Linked DNA regions of Homo sapiens: region 1 is linked to region 2. A link is an interaction called in ENCODE POLR2A ChIA-PET data of the cell type or tissue named here. Cell type or tissue: PC-9. All regions are shown on one strand. Each heading gives the region's core, and the rest is flanking DNA. Links, peaks and the distances in the headings are about the cores only.

Evidence for each region. ChIA-PET counts read pairs that join two places held together with the same protein. Peaks named below come from ENCODE experiments on the same cell type or tissue, not always from the same donor. Only the 100,000 strongest peaks of a DNase experiment are listed, where the experiment ranks them.
Region 1: POLR2A ChIA-PET joins it to region 2 with 29 read pairs; 5 of 35 experiments call an interaction of 5 or more read pairs at or near these places.

The regions. Positions count from the first base shown.
Region 1 is chr2:58,028,808-58,038,292 of GRCh38, forward strand. It overlaps a transcript of VRK2 not described here. Among named protein-coding and RNA genes, the nearest start is that of VRK2, 13 kb to the right of the region's middle. In PC-9, for the core only: no CTCF peak of the experiment used is centred there; no DNase peak of the experiment used is centred there.
Region 2 is chr2:57,880,765-57,890,249 of GRCh38, forward strand. It overlaps LOC124907769 (a long non-coding RNA gene), which reads right to left and starts at 5,894. Exons shown (of 2, transcript XR_007086324.1): 1 at 5,742-5,894; 2 at 4,314-4,443. In PC-9, for the core only: no CTCF peak of the experiment used is centred there; a DNase peak (open chromatin) is centred at 1,597; H3K4me3 peaks cover 1,953 bases; H3K27ac peaks cover 2,299 bases.

The sequences.
Region 1 (9,485 bases), core at 665-8,664, 150 kb after region 2:
CACACCAACATGGCACATGTATACATATGTAACAAACCTGCACATTGTGCACATGTACCCTAGAACTTAAAGTATAATAAATAAATAAATAAATAAATATATATATATATATATATATATATATATATATATATATTTAGAAGAGAAGTGGTTTCTTAGGAAGAATAAGCCAATAGAATAATTCCTAGATTCTTAAAACTTCTGACAGTTATATTAAAACACTTAACAATTTGATCTCTCTAGAAAAATACCTTTAGACATTCTGGAAGATGAGAGGTCTAACTGCAGTTCAGTTATTCAATAATTCCTAAAAAGCCAGGTGAGGTGTCTATTTGATAAATTTCTTGAAAAGCCTAAAGAGTTCTATGAAAACTGATTAGCTATTTTCTATTTGTATTATGAATGAAATAGAGAGGAAAAAATAATAGATAAATCTCCAGGCATGAAGGATCAACATAATTTGCATCTCCAATTTTCTTCTACCTTCACCATCTTTTTCCTATTTGGCCTACTTCCACCATTCTTTTCTGTCTTAAACCAGTGTCCTCATGTCTACCACTGGACTTAAATTCTTAAAGGGCTCTGATTTTCCTCCTAACACTGCTTAGATGGTACCATCTTGCTTTGTGTCAACTCAGGTAGAAACAAGGTTTGACTTTTACAAAAGAAACTTTCACTAACATTTAAAGAAAAAGTTAAAAGTACTCCTATATTGACCAAACTCTTGACCGGAAGATAGCAGTATGACTAGCATAACTTGTGAGATCTCTCTGTCTTCTTTTCTTAGCCACAATCATCTCTTATGACCAGATTAAATTATTCCAATTGCTACATTGAGGCAGACATAGACTCCCTCCCCTGTCATATTGAGGTTGGTATGATTTGGGGGGTTTATTCTGTTTTTATATCAGAATGTCTTTGCCAGCTCTGGGGTCTAATGAGCTTCTGGTCTACATTTATCTTTGACTCATCCTACATTACCTTGAGTATCTAGATGAAGAAGGCACATTTCCATCTGAAAGAAACATCTAACACAGCACTTATCATTGTCATTTGCCCTTTCTGAATATTACTGAACTCTAGAGTTATTGGCATGCCATATTTTCCTGGAGTTTGAATTTGTCTGGTCCAGTCTAAAGAATCTTCAGAGGCTAGTTATTTAAATTAATTGCTACCAGCAATACTTTACTTTTCATCTACGTTAGCAACTCAGTTTAGCCTCAGAGTCAGTTTTTTGGTAGGTGGTCTCAGGCATGATGCCTGTCCTTATCCTCAATGGCTATAAGACCTCTCCCATTATAAAGCCGTTGCTGTATTTTAGATTGTCTGAGGCCTCCTTTAGCTCTCATCAGCTTGATACCAAGGTTTTGCTCAATTAATATGCACACATATTGCTGCTTTTTCCTCAGATCTAATAAGTTTAACTTAAAACACTTAGCAATTTCACACCTAAATAATCATTTTAAATAATCTAAATGTCTTAGGTGTTTCATTTATTCATCTTTGTTTTAAATATCATTTTTAAATGTCCTGAATGGTACTGCCTAGATTTTCTTCTAGGGTTTTCATAGTTTGGGGTTTTACATGTAAGTCTCTAATACTTTGCTGTATAGACTTTAATTCCTTCTCTTTCATTTAAATAATCTAAAATGTCTTTAATGCACTCTACCTCGTTTCCTCTCACAATCTTGCCATCATCCTAAGCTTTGGCTTGGGCAAAAAAATATCATATTTTCTTGTTTGGCCAGGTTGTATTTGAAATGCCTGTTAGACCCCAGTAGAAATATCAAGCAGGAAAGCAAATATACTAGCTTGAAATTCACTGGATTGGTCAAAACTTGTGTGGCAGATTGTACTTTTCATAATACCCAGAGGTGGGTCTACCTCTCTTCTTAAGTCTGGGTGGGCTTGTTAGTTGCTTGTGATTACAAGCAAGTAATAGCATGGGGTTGAAAGTGATGCATATGACTTTCAATTGCATGGAGTTGAAAGTGATGCATATGACTTCTGAGGCTGGTAAGAAGAGGCAATGCAACTTCTGTCGTGTTCTTTGGAACACTCATGCTTTATGCCCTGAGATACCATGTAAGAAGTGCCAGCACTCTGAAGCTGACATGCTGTGAGGAAGCCAAGCTATGCTCATCAGTCTGGCTTAGAGTCCAAACATGTGACTGATCAAACATTTAGATGATTCCAGCTCCTAGGCTGTGAGTCACTCCCAGCATGCACACCTTCTCAAAGAGTTAAGCCATTTTCCCTGTGCCCTTTTCAAGCTCCTGACCCACAGAATATGTGAGTATGATAACATACTTGTTACTTTATGCTGCTAAGTTTGCAGTGGTATGTCACAAATAAATGGTAAGTGACTATCTTTCATCACACCTTTCATTTCAGTGAAAGTTGGCCAGTGTCTGCACTGTGGGTACCAACTGAGCAAAAGCAGATTAAGCAAAGTAGACTTAGAAGGAATAGCGAGTGGGCCAGAAGGAGCACTAGGAGAATGTGGTGTTATGAAAATCAGAAGAAGAGAGGCTTTGTTCCCGTGTCCCCTATCCCCTCAGGATAGTATAGGATGTCCTGAGCTTGGGAGGGATATATTTTTTAGTGGTAAGAAGACTAAGAGTATGACTGTTAATCTCCTCCTTTCCCTCAAGGATAGGCTTCAGTAAGGGCAGAGAAAAATAAACCACTGAAGTTGAGAGTTAAAATAAAGAAAACATTCAAGTACACTTTAAAATGATATTTACAATGATTATGTAGACATCAGATCATTACCACCACCAGTGTCCAGCAGATGTAATTTCCCTAATTAATTTACAATCCAAATGATAGCTTATATCTTTCCCATTCTCTGAAAATCTAGGTAAAACTGACTCAAAACTTCTTCCTAAAATTTTCTGGACTTTCAGAGGCTTTTGTTCTCATAGCTACCTCTGGATTGCTGCTTTTTCATGTGCTATCTCTGATTTGAATCATATCTGCTCAGATGTGGAACACGGACTTTTCAATTTACACATTCACTCATACAAACGAAAAAAATGGAAGGAAGGTAGAAGAGGAATTGAAATTATAACAATCCAAACAACTTTGAGTAGAACAGTAGACACTATCATTCTTAACAGATTCTTTGTCCATCACACAATCAGTGTCTTACAATGACCTTTCACCCTACACAACTTCAAATCATCTCTCTGGTTGATCTGTCTTCTCTTTCTGTCTTCCTTCCTATTCACTCACTCTTAGAAAACTCAATCAAATCCAAATTATTTCTTACTTCTACATAGAAATTTTTCTTTCAAGGGGTTCAGGAAACAAAAATCTCTTCCATAGGAGTTGTTGTGGTTATGAACAGACAGAAAAGAAGCTATGTGCTTACTTTTTACTCATACTTAATGTTTTTTTCCCTAGGTTTTAGTTGATCTAAGTGTCCCGGTATGTTGTCTTAGTCAGCTCAGGCTGCTATAACAAAATACCATAGACTGGGTAGCTTTATAAACAAAAGATTTATTTCTCAAATGTATTCAGTTCTGGAGGGTGAGAACTCCAAGATCAAGACACTGGAAGATTCATTGTCTAGTGAGGATCCACTGACAGGTTCATAAAATAGCATGTGTCCTTCCGTGGCAGAAAAGGGAAGTGAGCCCTCTGTGTTCCCTTTTGTAGGGGCACTAACCCTGCTCCACCCTTATGATCTGATCATCTTCCAAAGGTCCCACCTGCAAATACTGCAGTTCTCTGGGTGGCCTTGGACTGACGCAGTTCTCCATCCTTTCTCAATTGTACCTCTCAAGAATTAAGTGTAGAATGTGCTGGCAATGCAAAATCTTGAGATAAAGGGGTGCTAGCTGGGACAGCCTAGGCTTTGTTCCAGTCTCCCTTAGGATAGGATAGAATGTCCTTCAGTGCTTTAGCTCAGCATCTCATGTGACATCACAGTATGAAACACAGGACTGGCTGCTTTTTGCAGTCTCTCTGCTAATGTGCAAGTGGGACATGCATAGTTGAGATTCTATGCACCCCAGCCAGCTTTCCTGAGCCTTGGGAAACTGGCTCACCATGAATCCTAGCTTCTGCTATCTCTTGCTGCCTATCTGTAAGTAGCAAATCTGCTTCACGTAATTTGTTGTGTGTGGGTGTTCTGTCTCACAAGACTCAGATAAGTTGGTAGCCAGTGCACACTGAACCTGCTTCACAAATACCATCACATATCATCACATTGGGTGTTAGGATTTAACATATGAATTTTGGGGGGACACAGACACTCAGTCTATAGCATATGTGTTCTGACATTTATGTATTTGAAAATATCTCTATGTTTGCTTTTATGCATAAGGATAACTTGACTGTGTTTTGAATTTTTAAGCACCATCATTTTGTTTACAACTCTGTGGTTGACACTCCTTTCTTTCTCTCATTTAGTGTCATAAAGAAGAATATTTGAAGCTCTATAAATATGTTGCTTTACGTGGCAAAAAGGACTTTACAGATCTGAGTACACTGGATTATCTGGGTGGGCACAATGTAATCACAAGGGGCTTTCTAAGAAGGAAGAAGGAGGGTTCAAGGCAGAAAAACCGGAAGAAGTTATAACATTGGCTTTGAAGATGGAAGATGGGGACACAAGTCAAGGAATTCAGGTGGCCTCTAGAAGCCTGAAAAGTCAAAGAAATGAATTCTCCCCTAGAGCCTCAAGAAGGAACACAGCCCTGCTGACAGCTTGATTTTAGGATTTCTGACCTCCAGACTGTAAGAGAATTAATTTATATCATATAAGTCACTAAGTTTGTGGTAATTTGTTAATCAACAATAGTAAATTAATACAGACTACCTTTAGTTTCATAAGTAAAAATATCCTCTTTAATTGTTATTTACATTTATATGAATCAAAATTTTCCTAGAAGGATTTTCTGCTTATCACAGCAAATTTATTTTTAAAAGAAGGCAGGTTTGATTCTTCAAAGAAGCTATGTAGTCTAAACTATAGGATCTTTCCTGAAATCTGGTAATTTTCCCCAGTTTGGTCATCCACAGAGAGCCATCTGTGCTTTCCCTGTCTTGTTTTATGGCCAAAAAGAAATGGGCATGGTTTCTGTTAATCTGATACAATTTCCTACTAGAATATATCTTGTCTAGATCAACTCTTTCCTTTGTCATAGAAATAAAATAACTCAAGCTCCCATGCAATGTAAGTACGGATAATCCAGTTGCTTCCCAAATAATTTCTGAGGATCCTAGGTAGGTGCTTACAAATGTTAGTAACTACTTGCCACCTCTCACTATGAATCATTCTCTTCTTAGTAGCTAGTCTTAATATATAGATAATACCATGTTATTTTCTTATTTAAGGAAGAGTGGGTTGCTCATTTTACTTAGGAAAAAGTCAAAAATACTTAAACTCACAAATTTCAGTATGGTCTGTTCTTTGCCTACCTTTCAGAATCGTTTTCTGCTAACACCTCTCACAGTTGTTGTTTTGGGGCCTTAGCAAATTTCTTCCCACCTCAGGACCTTTGCATATGTCCTTTTCTCCATGAAATGTTCTTTCTTTCCCAGTTTGCCCGCTACCGATTCCTCATCTTTCAGGTCTTATTTCAAGGGTTACTCCCTCAAAGTGTTGCTCCCATGATCCTGCCTGACTACTGAAATCAGCTCCTCCTATTATGGCTCCTAATAGAATCCTATAGTTTTTCTCAGTGATTATTTAACAACTGTTCCTTCTACAAGGCTCTAAGTTTTAAGAAGGCAGGGATGGTTTGTTTTATTACATTCTCCCTCTTCAGTCAAGCTCAAAGAATATATGAGTGAGTGAATGAATCTGAATTGCTGTTTCTGGCCATTCCATCTTACCCTCTGTTCCATTCCATCAACTTATCTTGGCCTTAGGGCATGAGAGCATCTCTCATCTTTGTTCTTCATTCCTCAAGGCAGTGCTAAAGGAAGGCTGACACCAGGTTCCAGAGGTTTTTTTTAAAAAACAAAAAACAAAAAAAAAAACTTCACTTATTCCTTCAAAATATTTATTGAACATCTGTACACTAGGTACTATTCTAAACGCTTGGTGGTTCACTCTTGGATTCAGTGGTGCCAGGTCATTGCCCCATGAGGACTTGCAAACATATGATATAGTCCAAACGTTTTAGTCAACATAAATGAGGCTGTGCTCCTGATGACATGATGCCTGAGATTTATCTTTAGCCCTAATACCTCCAAATCTCAAGGTGTGTTGGTATTAATTGGTTAGTATGTTCTCTACTGTATTATGGGTACATTGCTTTCCTAGAAGAGGATGTTTGACATGGGTACTCCATGCCTTCCAACAGTATAATCCTATCTGTATTACTTTTAACAGAAATGCCCCCAAAGTTTCCTGCATATGGCCAGTATTCATCTTTCCTTTCTGTTGCTACCATAGAATTATTTTCCTCTTTCCCCCTTAAAAATATTATATTGGACATTTCAATGGGAATTTGGGAGCAGGGAGATAAAAACCTGCTCTTATCATTACATTACCCAGAAGTTTTCAGAGATTTCTTCATCAGTCTATGGTCTCCTTACTCTCTGTTTCGCCTTTTATCTATTTATTAGTTTATTTTTGTTATGAGTTGGAACTGGATTCCAGGAAAGTATTATGTACATTAAAAACTCAAGAGTATCTATGTAGCATGAATTATTCTGTAACAGATTGTCCAGATAGTTTCAGAGGAACATTTCATGACTCGAGTAACATTTGCATTTCATAGTTGATTGAGTAGCCTTATGAAATGAATCAGCACTGTCATAAATACTTCGCACTATTGACTCACTCCAATATATTGACATTTGAATGTTCATTACCCTTATCCAATCAATTCAACATTGCTAACTTTACTTCTAGGGCAGAAGATTTTTGTAGCCTTCTTCTATATAATTTGGAAGGAGAGAAGAGACAAAGCTCCATGATGTATGAAAGGGCAGTAGAATCATTCTATTTTATAAGTGAATTGAAGTGGCATCAGATGAGACCCAACCACGTTATGTGTGAAAATATGAAATAGGAAAATGGGGATAATATTTGGGTATAAAATGAGATTACTATGTAAAAAACACTGTCCTCAAAATAGAGTTGTTCTTTTGAACTATATAAATGGGGAATTATCTTAGAAGACAGAACTTCCGTTACTAGTTATGGTTGTTATCCATTAGAAAGACTTCTTAAGAGTGGCTTATAAGCATCCTCTTAAACATCCTTGAAAAACAGTAATTTTTTTTCTTATATGTCTGAGATAGCTAAATAAAGCGTGGTCTTTTCAGAACTGAGATCAACATAATATACCATTAATTTTATCTAATTGCTTATTGAAGTGGTCCCAATTGTATGACACTTTTTTCTCACCTAATATATCTGGTAGATAGGAAGTAGAATAGAAGCAGTATTGTATATCCTTTTCCACCAGGAAAGGGAGTATTTTTGATATAATAATATTACTTTGGGCTTTCTATATTGCAAAAAAGGAATATATATTCCTTTAAACTATAAAGTATCTATATTCTATGTAGTACTAAATTAATTTCCCTTAGGATCTTTTTAAAAAAATGAATGTGGTGAAGAGGCAGTGGGCATATCATTAATTTCATTTCATAGAAATAACACAAATGAATTTTTCTTTGTTGTAATAGGTAAAAAGTACCATAGGTCTAAAATAAAGCATTAATCTACTCTAACTCTTTCTATTCTATGTGCTGAGATAACCCAATGTAATCAGTATCGAGATGGTATATGCCTTCCACAACTTTTCTATGTTCAAATTAATATATACAGAAATACTATGTAAAACCAAAAAAAATGTAGTTTAGAATTACAGTAATCAAAAAAATATGGTGTTGGCTAAAGAATAGACCATTCTCATATATATCACGCTATATTCTGTGTGGTTATCACACACAAGTAGTTAGTGTCAGCCTCCTGCTCAAGTCTCCAGTGATTTTCTATTGTCTATAGTAGTGATGTCCAACATAACTCTCTATAATGATGGAAATATTTTATAATCTATACTGTCCAATAGGGTAGCCACTAGGTACATGTGGCTAAGGAGCACTTGAAACATAACTCATGAAGCCGGTACCGAATTTTTCATTTTGCTTAATCTTAATTTTATTAATTAATTTTTTTTTGACAGAGTCTCACTCTGTTGCCTAGTCTGGAGTGTAGTGGTGCAGTCACTACTCACTGTAGTCTTGTCCTGGACTCAAGCCATCCTCCCATTTCAGACTCATGAGTAGCTGAAACTATAGGCATGCACCACCATGCCCAGCTAATTTTTGTATTTTTTGCAGAGATAGGGTCTCATCATGTTGCCCAGGCTGATCTCCAATTCCTGGGCTCAGGCAATCCTCCTGCCTTAGCCTTCCAAAGTTCTGAGATTACAGGCATGAGCCACCATTCCCAGTGTCTTGATTCGTTTAAATGTACACGGTCGCAGGTGTTTCATGACTTCCGTGCTACACAGCCAAGGTCTATAATGTCAAGGCTAAACTCTTTATCAAGTACTCAAGATCCTATATAATTTTAGTTGAGACAAACTGAGCTCAAGGTCTATAGGCCCTAAGAATAAAAACTGAAAGACCTTAGAATCTGTTTATTTTCTATGGGAAAGGGGGCAGGTGGGGTGAGGGGTGCAGAAGTAGGTTTTGACTCTTGTTCCATAAATATCTGCATGTTTGCAATGAAAAGCTTAAAGAAAAAAGCTGTTTGTGGAAGACACAGAAACAAAATCCCCCATTTTTCATAAAAGTGTTTTAAAAGATGTGGGCCAATACCTTCCTACTCAAGAGTATTCTCAGGATTGAGAAAATTGAGGAAGTACATTCATATCTAAGGAGATATTTACTATGCTAGGTTCTTTGCCATCTTTTCATTTAAACCTTACAATACTCCTGCAATATGTCTCCCTTCTTTTTGCCAATAAAGAAACTGTTTTCAGAAAATGATCAAACTGAGTAGAAAAATGGGTAGAGCTATGGCCAACAACTAATTTTACAAAGTACAAATGCCTAATAAACAAATGAGAAGTTTCTTAACCTTACTAGTAATCAGAAAAATAAAAATTAAAACAACACAATAATTTGCCATCTCATTGGGAAAATATAAAAGACTGAAAAACAGGCAGTGTAGCAAGTATTCATTCAACAAGCATTTATTTCATTGCCTGCTACATGCCAATATAGGAATTAGAATATGACACCCCAAAATATGCCACTTTGATATAAGGATGATTTGGAGCTGAAAGCAATTGAGGAGCAACATTGATATGGTTTGGCTCTGTGTCCCCACCCAAATCTCATCTCGAATTGTAATCCTCAGGTGTTGAGGGAGAGGCCTGGTGGGAGGTGATTGGATCATGGGGGTGTTTTCCCCCATGCTGTTCTTGTGATAGTGAGTGAGTTCTCACAAGATCTAATGGTTTTATAATTGGAGGTTTCCCCTGCTCTCTTTTCTGCTGCCTTGT
Region 2 (9,485 bases), core at 634-8,633:
TTTATAGCATCCAAAAACCAATTCTCATTTCATAATTTCTTAACCCTGTTTGGATTAAGAAACCAAATCATATTTCTTAGGAACAAAATAATGTAAACCTTACTGTGTTTAAAAAAAAAAAAAAAAAAAAAAAGTCGTCTTTTGCACCTCATAGCCAGAGCTCAGAGAACCTCAGGAGTCAAGAGGGAAAAGGTGGGGTTGATCTCAAGTTTGGCAATGGCTATTGTGAGGGAGGCGATTTGACCCACTCAAATGTCTCCCTGAATCAAGCTTCTATTTTCTCTCTATTCTTATTTTCACTTTTGCATTTTAATGTTGCCTGAATCTATTCCAAGTGTCCTTTGCCATGGCAACACCTGCAGGTGAAGGCCCTGCTCCTCGCTGCCAGCGTCGCCAGTGACGAAGAGGCAACTAATCACTGCACAAGGAGAGGAATGCAATCTCCAAGACACCCATGAACAATTTGAGTATAAGGGTGTCCCTGAAGCACCCTCTTCTCACAGGTGTTTAACCTGTTTAGCCATACACCAGGAAAAGAGAAAGTAAACAAAGACCCTTTCTTTCCCTGTTGTTTGCATTTTATCACTCATCTCCCCAAGACTGATTTATTTTCTAAATTTGCATTAACAGCCCCAACGTGTCAGAGTTATTTCAGCAGCATGTAATAGGGCCCCAACAGTGGAGAAGGAGAGCTCTACTTGTTCTCCCTCCTCCACACCTCTGAGCCCATGAGGATCTGAGGCCAACTCTAATGCTACCCCTTCTATGCCAAATGACAATTTCCAGGGCCAAGGCATATGACATTCCTGCCTTCTAGGCCTTTGCCAATCATTCCACATTTCTGAAAAGACTCTTATTCAGAGATGTTTTCAGTCAGACCACCTATGCTTCCTATTCATGCTGTCAATAAAAATAGAATGCTATCCACTTCTGTATGATGTTACAGCCTTTCAACTCAGGCCCTTAACGCACTTCATGAACTTTCTCTGGGTGCCAAGTACTGCTCTTCTCCCCCTTCTCCCAGTGGACAAGCAGGCATACAAGAGTCAAGAATCTGACCCAAAGCCTGACTTAAATAAGTCAACACTAAGGATAGAAAAAGCCTTGAAAATCTGATGTTCTAACCATCCACTTACCCAGCCTCTCTTTGTTCGTTATAATTTCTGCAATACCTTAGCAGGTCAAGGAGACCACAGCTGGCAAAGTACTATTGTTATCTGTGGAGACTTGTTGCAGTGTTCAGTGTGATTTAAACTTCTATGTAAACTTGCTGTTTCTTTTCATTTACAAAGTTAATATATTATCCTCTAAAGTTGGCAATAGGTGGGTCTGACTCACCCTGATTGGGCAAAGATAATCACAGGGCTTCAGCTTTTTGTAGGCCATGAGAATCTAAATTCACCATATAAAACCTCCATGTTTAATTGTTTTGTTTTTAGGAAGTCCCTTCTAGAAACATAGCTGCCAGTGATGTTGTATTCATTCCCCCTCCAAACGTAAAATCAAAACTTTCAAGAGGACGTTTTGCTCTGGAAACTTCTGAGATCAAAGGTCAAAAGGTTCGTGATGGGCAATTGGCTGTTAGTCTCCTGAGTCATCTTGATGGACTAAAGAATGTTCCCGGTGGCTACTCATTCCTCCCCACCCTACTCCCAGTGCCCATAAAGTCAGTTTGACTGCCCTCCCCCAGCTTTCCTGAATAGTAAATTTCCACTTTCATTGTTGGGATAATTTTCCTTCACAAGAATTAATTCTCAATGGTTTTTCAGTCCTTATTTTAAAAATCCATGATTCACTCCTAATGACTGGTCCTGTCAGTTCTGCCTCCTAAATATATCACAGATACCTCTCCCCTCTCTAACCACACTGTCCCTTTAACCAAGTCCTTCCTTGTAATTACAAGTGAACTATGCCACGGTTTATGCTCCTCAAGGGCCAGGATTTTTGCCTGTGTTCTTCACTAATAGAGTTCAAGCATCTAGAACAATGTCTGGCACATAGTAGGCGCATCAAAAAATACAGGTTAAGTCAATGAGTGATTAACAGAATTTCACGAAAGAATGAGTGAACAGACAAGTTCAATACTCTTAAAACGAAACTCCCAGTTTTCAGCCTCACATCTCTCCTCTCCAATCTCCATACCAGAGCCAGAATAGAACTTCTAAAATACACATCTAATCATATAATTCCATCCCTTAAAGTTTCTCAGTAACTCGTTATCCACTACAAGCTAAAATCACTCAACAAATAAGGCTATTCAGGATCTGGCCCCTGTCCCATTTCCAGCCTCTCGTTATTCCTCCCATACACAACATGGACTCTAACCATGCTGAGCCGCTTTCATTTTCTCAAACACATCATTCTCTTTTACATTTGCTCCCTGGCTAATGCTGCCCTCTCTGGTTTAATACCTTTGCTTGCCCTGTTTACCTGTCATTCTCTACTTCTACTTTGGCACTTCTATTAATATTGTTCTTTCTGACATTTCCTGGCCAGTTCGTGCTTTCCCTTCTGTGTTTCCATAGCTACATGATTACATGGCTATCTTCCCAATAGACTGGGAGTCATCTTTCATTTTGGTATAATCTACACCTAGCACAATGTCTGGCACAAAGTAAATGTTCAATAAATGATCAAATGAGCCCATAGCACTACCATAGGAAACTCAATGAATTTAGAATTCGAAATTATTTTAGAAATCCTCTAACACCACCTTCAGACTCCTGGCCTGCCTCTTCTTAGCTTTGCCACCCGGGGAAAGTTATTTAATCTGTCTTTGTTTCAGTTTGTTTATTTGTAAAATGGGGATAATAGTACTTTTCTAATAAAGTTATGAGTATCAAGTGGATTAATACACTTAGATTGCTTAGAAAAGTTTCTGAATCTGAGTTAACTCTCAATATATGCTTGTTATTTAAGGGAGGGAATTATGCAAAAATATAAGATACAGAACCTCAGATACATTAAATGTTAAATTATTTGTTTAAAGATGCACTACTAGTATAATCAAGATTATAATTAAAGTTTCCAAACCTCTCATACACAGTATAACCATAACCATATGATGCTCGTTTCCAAATGAATTATGAAAACTTCTACATATGACATAAAGATATAAACGTATTCCATGTAGAAGATCATTTAAATTTTGAATTTAAGTTTTTAGATCCCCAATTTATATATTTATGCTGTGTACATGAAGTACAAAAAGAGAAATTTAAAATAATAGCATGAAAGATAAATACACATACAAGTTCCAGTATTTTCTGACAACAAATGGATCATGGCACACTCCTCACTTAGAAGAGTCCTGGAATTTTTCACATAGAATTATAGTTTGGTTTTCACATATCTAATTTTCCTTCTAAATTGTGAGCTAGTTGAAGACAAGAACAGATTTGAACAAGACTTGAAAATCTTTGGATTTAAGTGCAATTGCCTAATATCATGCTGAGTTCTTAGTAAATACATAGTAAGTATTCCTTGTATTCAAAAAGGATGTGCCATCAGGGTGTAAGCTAAGAAAGTGTAGTAGTGTCAGCTTTTATGGACATTTGAGCTGATTCCAACAGCCCCTAGTTGAAATATGAATTCATCTCCATATTTCCCAGAGTTTCAACTATAACAACTTATACACAAACATGCCCAAGAGAATATGTGTTGATCTCTATCTCTTAGGAGAATGTACACAGGACACCTGTTTTTCTGGAAACTTGCTCAATAGAATTTTAGATAAAAGACCAGATGACCATAGTGGAGATTTGGGAATTATTAGAATGTTGCTCTGCCCATGCACTGTCCAGGGCTAGTAGCTCTCGAATTTAAAATCTTTACATAAGATGATGTCAGGCATGTAGAAAAAACACAGATAATTCTCCAAAACACAGTTACTAATGGTTTTTATCCTGTTGGAAAGAATTTAGATGTGGCATTTTAGCTACACTAACATGGATAGATTAAAGGTATACTACATAAAAGTTATTATCTTAATAAACAAACAAGGACTAGGAAGTCTTTGACCATAAGCCATAATTCTTTTACATTTCTAGATTTCCACCTAGCTGTCTAGTACTGAAAGTTAAATGTTCACAACTGGAGTTTTGGCTCAGCAATTGCTTAACTTTTCATTGCAATACCTCTTCATGGATGTAAAATGGATGGATTTTGCTTTAAAAAATAATACTTTTTTCTTATAGCTTTTTAAAATTATAATTATTTTGTGTCAGAAATATAATTGTACTCCATATTGAAAGGTAACCCAGTGGGGGAATAATTTTGTACAATTACAAAAAGTTTTAATAAAAGACTGATAAGTAAAGTTTTAAATTTTTAATGCATTCTGCAGGCAGTTGAATGCCTTTTGCCGACTCTGTCACTTATCATTAAAGCTGTGTGAAAGGGAGGCCTACCTGTTATACTTGACTTGATTGGCAAAAGTGTACCCTGACAAATAAAAGTGAAAGAGACAAAAGTCAAAATGAAAAAAAAAAAATTAAAAACACTCACAGTTTCATAGCTAATTTAACATTAATGCCTCCCTTTTACCCACAAAAATTTCTTTGTATTTAATATTCTGTTCTTACCTACTTATTAGCCTACCATTGTGACTGTTAAATTCCTGTATAACATACAGCAATAATTCATTTCTGTAAAGGCACATCCAATTTCCAGGGCATGCTTTTTGGCTTAATTTGAAAAAATTACCCTCATTTGACAGAGAAAACACTTTTCAACATGCACAACCTACACATTTATGTGCAAACTAAATCCAAAGAGTGTAATCTATCTAAGCTTTCTGTGATGAAGGCATCATGAGAGCCATCCTGCAAGCTGCACTGAATTTGCTTCAAGGCTACAATTTGACGTCTTCCTACTGGAGTATCATGCTAGTGTTTGATTGTTTGTTTACCCTGGATTCTTCAGATCCTAAACAACCCACCCAAATCTTTTTCAGTTTCTTCAGGTTTGTGTCCAGTGAGCATCAGCAGCCTGCATTCTACTGCACTGTCCACAGACTAGGAAGATTCAAGTTCTGTATTCAGCTCCCTCTGCCCTCTTCAAACTGGCATGGATAATCTTGTGGCAAACATCAAATTGTCACTTGGTTTCATGTGTCTGTTGCCTAATAAGTTTATTTTGGATCAGACTGATTTCCCAGCATATGCTCAAGATAGAATCTTCAAATGATGCAAAGTGGGATTTTCAAATTATGATCCTGAGCATTTTTTTTTCCTTATCCACTTACATGTAATCTAAAAATAAATACCCAGGCTCCAACAGGATATGACAACTTCAGCAAACAAAATTGAAAATAGCTGCCTTACAATAGTCTCTCCCTCCAAATGAAACAGGGGAAAATATACCTTTAGAGAAAAATACAGCGCCTGTTAAGGAACAGACAATCTACTCACAGCAGGTTTGTGAAGAGAGGCACAAGGACATAAACAGCTCAGGATGGGTATCAAGCAAGGAAAAAACCAGCCAGCAATCACTGTGCTGAATCCCGGAAGGGGCGCGGGGAAGTGGTCACAGGTGATTGTCATGTGTGATAATTATTATTACTGTACACCTGCTCCTCCGCACTAATTAACTTTGGATATGCAAATCAATCCTATTGCATCATGCCCGTGCTCTCCTCCCCTACAGATAAGAAGATGTTCAGCTGCTGGATTTAATTAGGATAATGAACGCCAGGCCCACGGTGGCTTGGCAGGGGAGGTGGGGGGGAAGCTGTGACTGACCTTTTCTCCCAAAACGTTGACATTTTCTAAGGCTTCTGAGCACTCGAAGTCACCTCCATGGCTGGGACATTGATAGGAGCGGATTGATGAGGTGTCATTAGAGGAGAGACGCCGTGGCCCCAGCGTTTGCTGGGAGAATACAGCAGGTGTTCTGACAAGGACACACACCATCACTGTTATTTGCCAAACAATTCTCTTGATTCACTAAAGTCAAGCATGCCAGCATTTCTTTATAAAAGAAAACAAGGCTGCTTTTCATATCCACCCAGAGGAGAGGTCATCACTAAATTGCATTTCTGAATTACTTCTCATTTCACATCAATATATTAAAAAGGTTTCTATTATTCCTCTCCCTTCACATCTTCCTTTCCTCTGCACCCCTCCAATCTCCCCCACCCTGCACTGCCCAGAATCCTCATGGCATGGAAGCTGAAAACATTATGCGATAGTAAGTTAAAAGGGGTTAACTTTGTTCATATTAATCCCTATAATTCCATTCCTATAACATAAGGTGACACAAGGGCTTCTGTTATCAAATGGAATGAGAGGGCAAAACGGCATCTTCTCATTTGGATATCTGGCCTACTTGTTTATCAAAAAATTGTTTGCAATTACATATATATATATATTCCTTATTTGAATTTCAAATTCAAAGATATGCATACAAAATAATATGGAGGAACATAGACTCAATACTGTTCTGTTTTTCTCTCTCTGATCATTTACTCAGCTTTAACTTTTTAGCCATCTGTGTGCCAAGCTTTTCCTATATTTTCCATTCTGACAGTGGAGTTTTATGTAGTAATAAAATAATACCACACTATCTCTCTTTTTTCTATTCTCTTAATGTGTTAAATTATAATAGAAGAATAACTTTAGAAACTAGTCAATTTCACAAAGATATGAAATAAAAGCCCCTTGGTGTATCTGAAAAACCAAACTGATCAGAGCCCAACATGAAGGCAATGCTAGAGTTTCATTTCTAGAATGAAGCAGAAAGGTTTCACAAATTACACCTGGATTTAAATAAAAAAGAGTGCGGTATAATTCTGTGTCTATAATCTTGATATGGTGCACATCGCATGAGGTTTCTTCTAAGAAAAAAGCTTTGAGGTGGTTTACATTTGTTTTAGATCCAAGAGATGACTTACTACTCTTTCCTTTTCTCTAAAAAATGTCATTAATACTTGCATAGGGAAGTATTAATTCCTTTGTAAGGAAGTATCACAAATACTAGTATATATTCAAGTAATATGTTAGGGGGTGGAGATAAATTGATCTTTTCTCCAGTACTTTAAAAAATCAGATAGTTAAACCTAGAACTCTAAGATAATATAGAATCTAATAATCTAATATAAAGAAAAACAAGTGCAAGAAAAACTGCTATCTTTTATTTTTTTCCTCTGAGGTATTACAAAGTGTTGGAATTTAGTAATCAGGGTTTATCTCTTATAACAAGATAGTTACTAGAATGTTATAGGTTACAGCTGGTTGCAATATTCCTTATTTTCTTATTATACCCCTTTCATAATGAGGTTTCAGCATACACTGTTAGTTAACATTTGGCAAGGTACAGCTTTAGAGGTTCCACACATAAGGCTATCAGCAAGGAGCAGGATGTGTCATATAAAATGGGAGTGAACATTTGAAGTTTGCTTGTGTTTCCTTAAAAAAAGAAAGCTAGAGAGAAAGCTCTAGATCAATCATTTTATCATTTGGCTTATTAATTGCTACTTTATTTAGACTGTCTCTGCAATTACTAGTAAAGGTTGTCTCTTCCTGCTCCTTTATCTCTCAATCATGTCTCTTCAGTTCTGCACCTTCGGATATAAAGCTCCCACAGCTCTACCTAGAAATATTTTGGCTAGCTCTGTCTCCCCTCCCCAGCTTCAGTACTTCTCTACAAAAGCCTGTGAAACTGATTTCATTAAGAATATTCTCAAGTATGTTGGCATTTTTTATTGCAGCACTTGTTCATTATCAATCTCAGAACTAGAGAAGTAGAATTGTTGAACCAAGAACCTGGACTCTGAATCTTCAGGGAGGCAATGTCTGACTGCGAAGAGCAGAGCAGCTGAAGGCTCCTTCCCCAGCTACAGACACCTCTAGACCTTGACTCCTTAGACAAGAGGCGCCAGTGGTTTCACAGATCTATGTGCTTAGTACAAAAGGAAGAAAAGGCCACCACCACCTCAATACGACTGCAGGAAGTCATGGTAGAGGTTCACATCCAAAGAGACCACATTAAACCAGGATTTAAGAAGTTAGAACTCAAAAGTCTTACTTTCAAGTCACAACTTTGATTTGGGAGGTCCACTTAAACCTCACATTAACTTTCTCTCTTTGTTTTATCTTGCTGGCTATGTATCCTTGGGCAAGTTCTTTTCTTGACCTCCCTCAACCCCAGGCTCCTCATTACATCTATAAAATGAGGATAACAGTACCCCATCAAATTTTGGTGAAGATTAAATGAGATAATAATGTGTATGTGGTTCATAGTATTCAAGTTTTTCTAAAAAAAAAATAGACTTTAGTGACTTTCTTCTTTTTTAAATTTTTTATTTTTAGTTATTATGAACACATAATAGTTGTATATATTCACAGCGTACATGGGATATTTTGATACAGGCATACAAAGTATCAAGGTAATTGGGGTATACAGACCTCAAGCATTTGCCATTTCTATGTGTTAGGAACATTCCAATTTCACCCTTTTAGTAATTTTAAATTATATAATTATTGTTAACTATAGTCACCGTATTGTGCTACTAAATATGAGATCTTATTCATTATATCTAACGTATTTTGTACCTATTAACCATCCCCACTGCATATGGGCTTCCCTGCTTTCTTCCCACCCTCTCGTAAGCACCAGTTCTATTCTCTATCTCCGTGAGTTCAATTTTTTTTTCTTTTTTTTTTAGCTCCCACATATGAATGAGAACACGTGATATTTGTCTTTATGTGTCTGGCTTATTTAACCTAACATAATGCCTTCCTGTTCCATCCATTCAACTCTTAATAAATGTAAGAAATATTACAAGAGTGTCTAATAACATAGTATATACGATGTGTGTTTGTGTGTGTATAATGAAACCAATCTAGTGGTATTTTTCAAAACTGCATACCTATGTGTATATCTTATCAGGGAATTGTGAGCATTTTTAAGCTATTGCTTGTAAGATCCTTTGGCACCTCTCTTTGGGCACAGTGCTTTGTGTATTACTCTTTGAATAGGAGAAATATATTTATTATACATAATCATCATCTCTTTTTTTCTACCAAAAAGATCATAATAGCTAGAATGCTGGATACAAATATAAAAATTGAATACTAGGTCCCTGTGATCATTGCAGTTGCATCTTTTCTGAATTTAAGAGCATATATGTTAAATCCTTCAATCTGAGAAATTTAAGAATGTATCTAATGAACTTTATAAATAGAAATCTAGGAGTATTCTAGATACTTTTTGCATACAATTTAAGCTCAGTAATACAACCTATTGATTATTTGCTTTGATTTTTATTTTACTATTTGACCAAAGCAAGCAGAAACCTATGACTTTTTAGACTTACCCTATTTTAGGCTACAAATATATTACCCACTTTTGGGCCGACATAGTCAATATGAAATCTGTCACAAGATAAAATGAAATCCTCTGTATTTTGTGGTGGAGACATCATGGATTAGACTTAGGGTCAGAGGACCTGGGCTGTCATCGTGGCTTAGTTCTGAGCATACTAT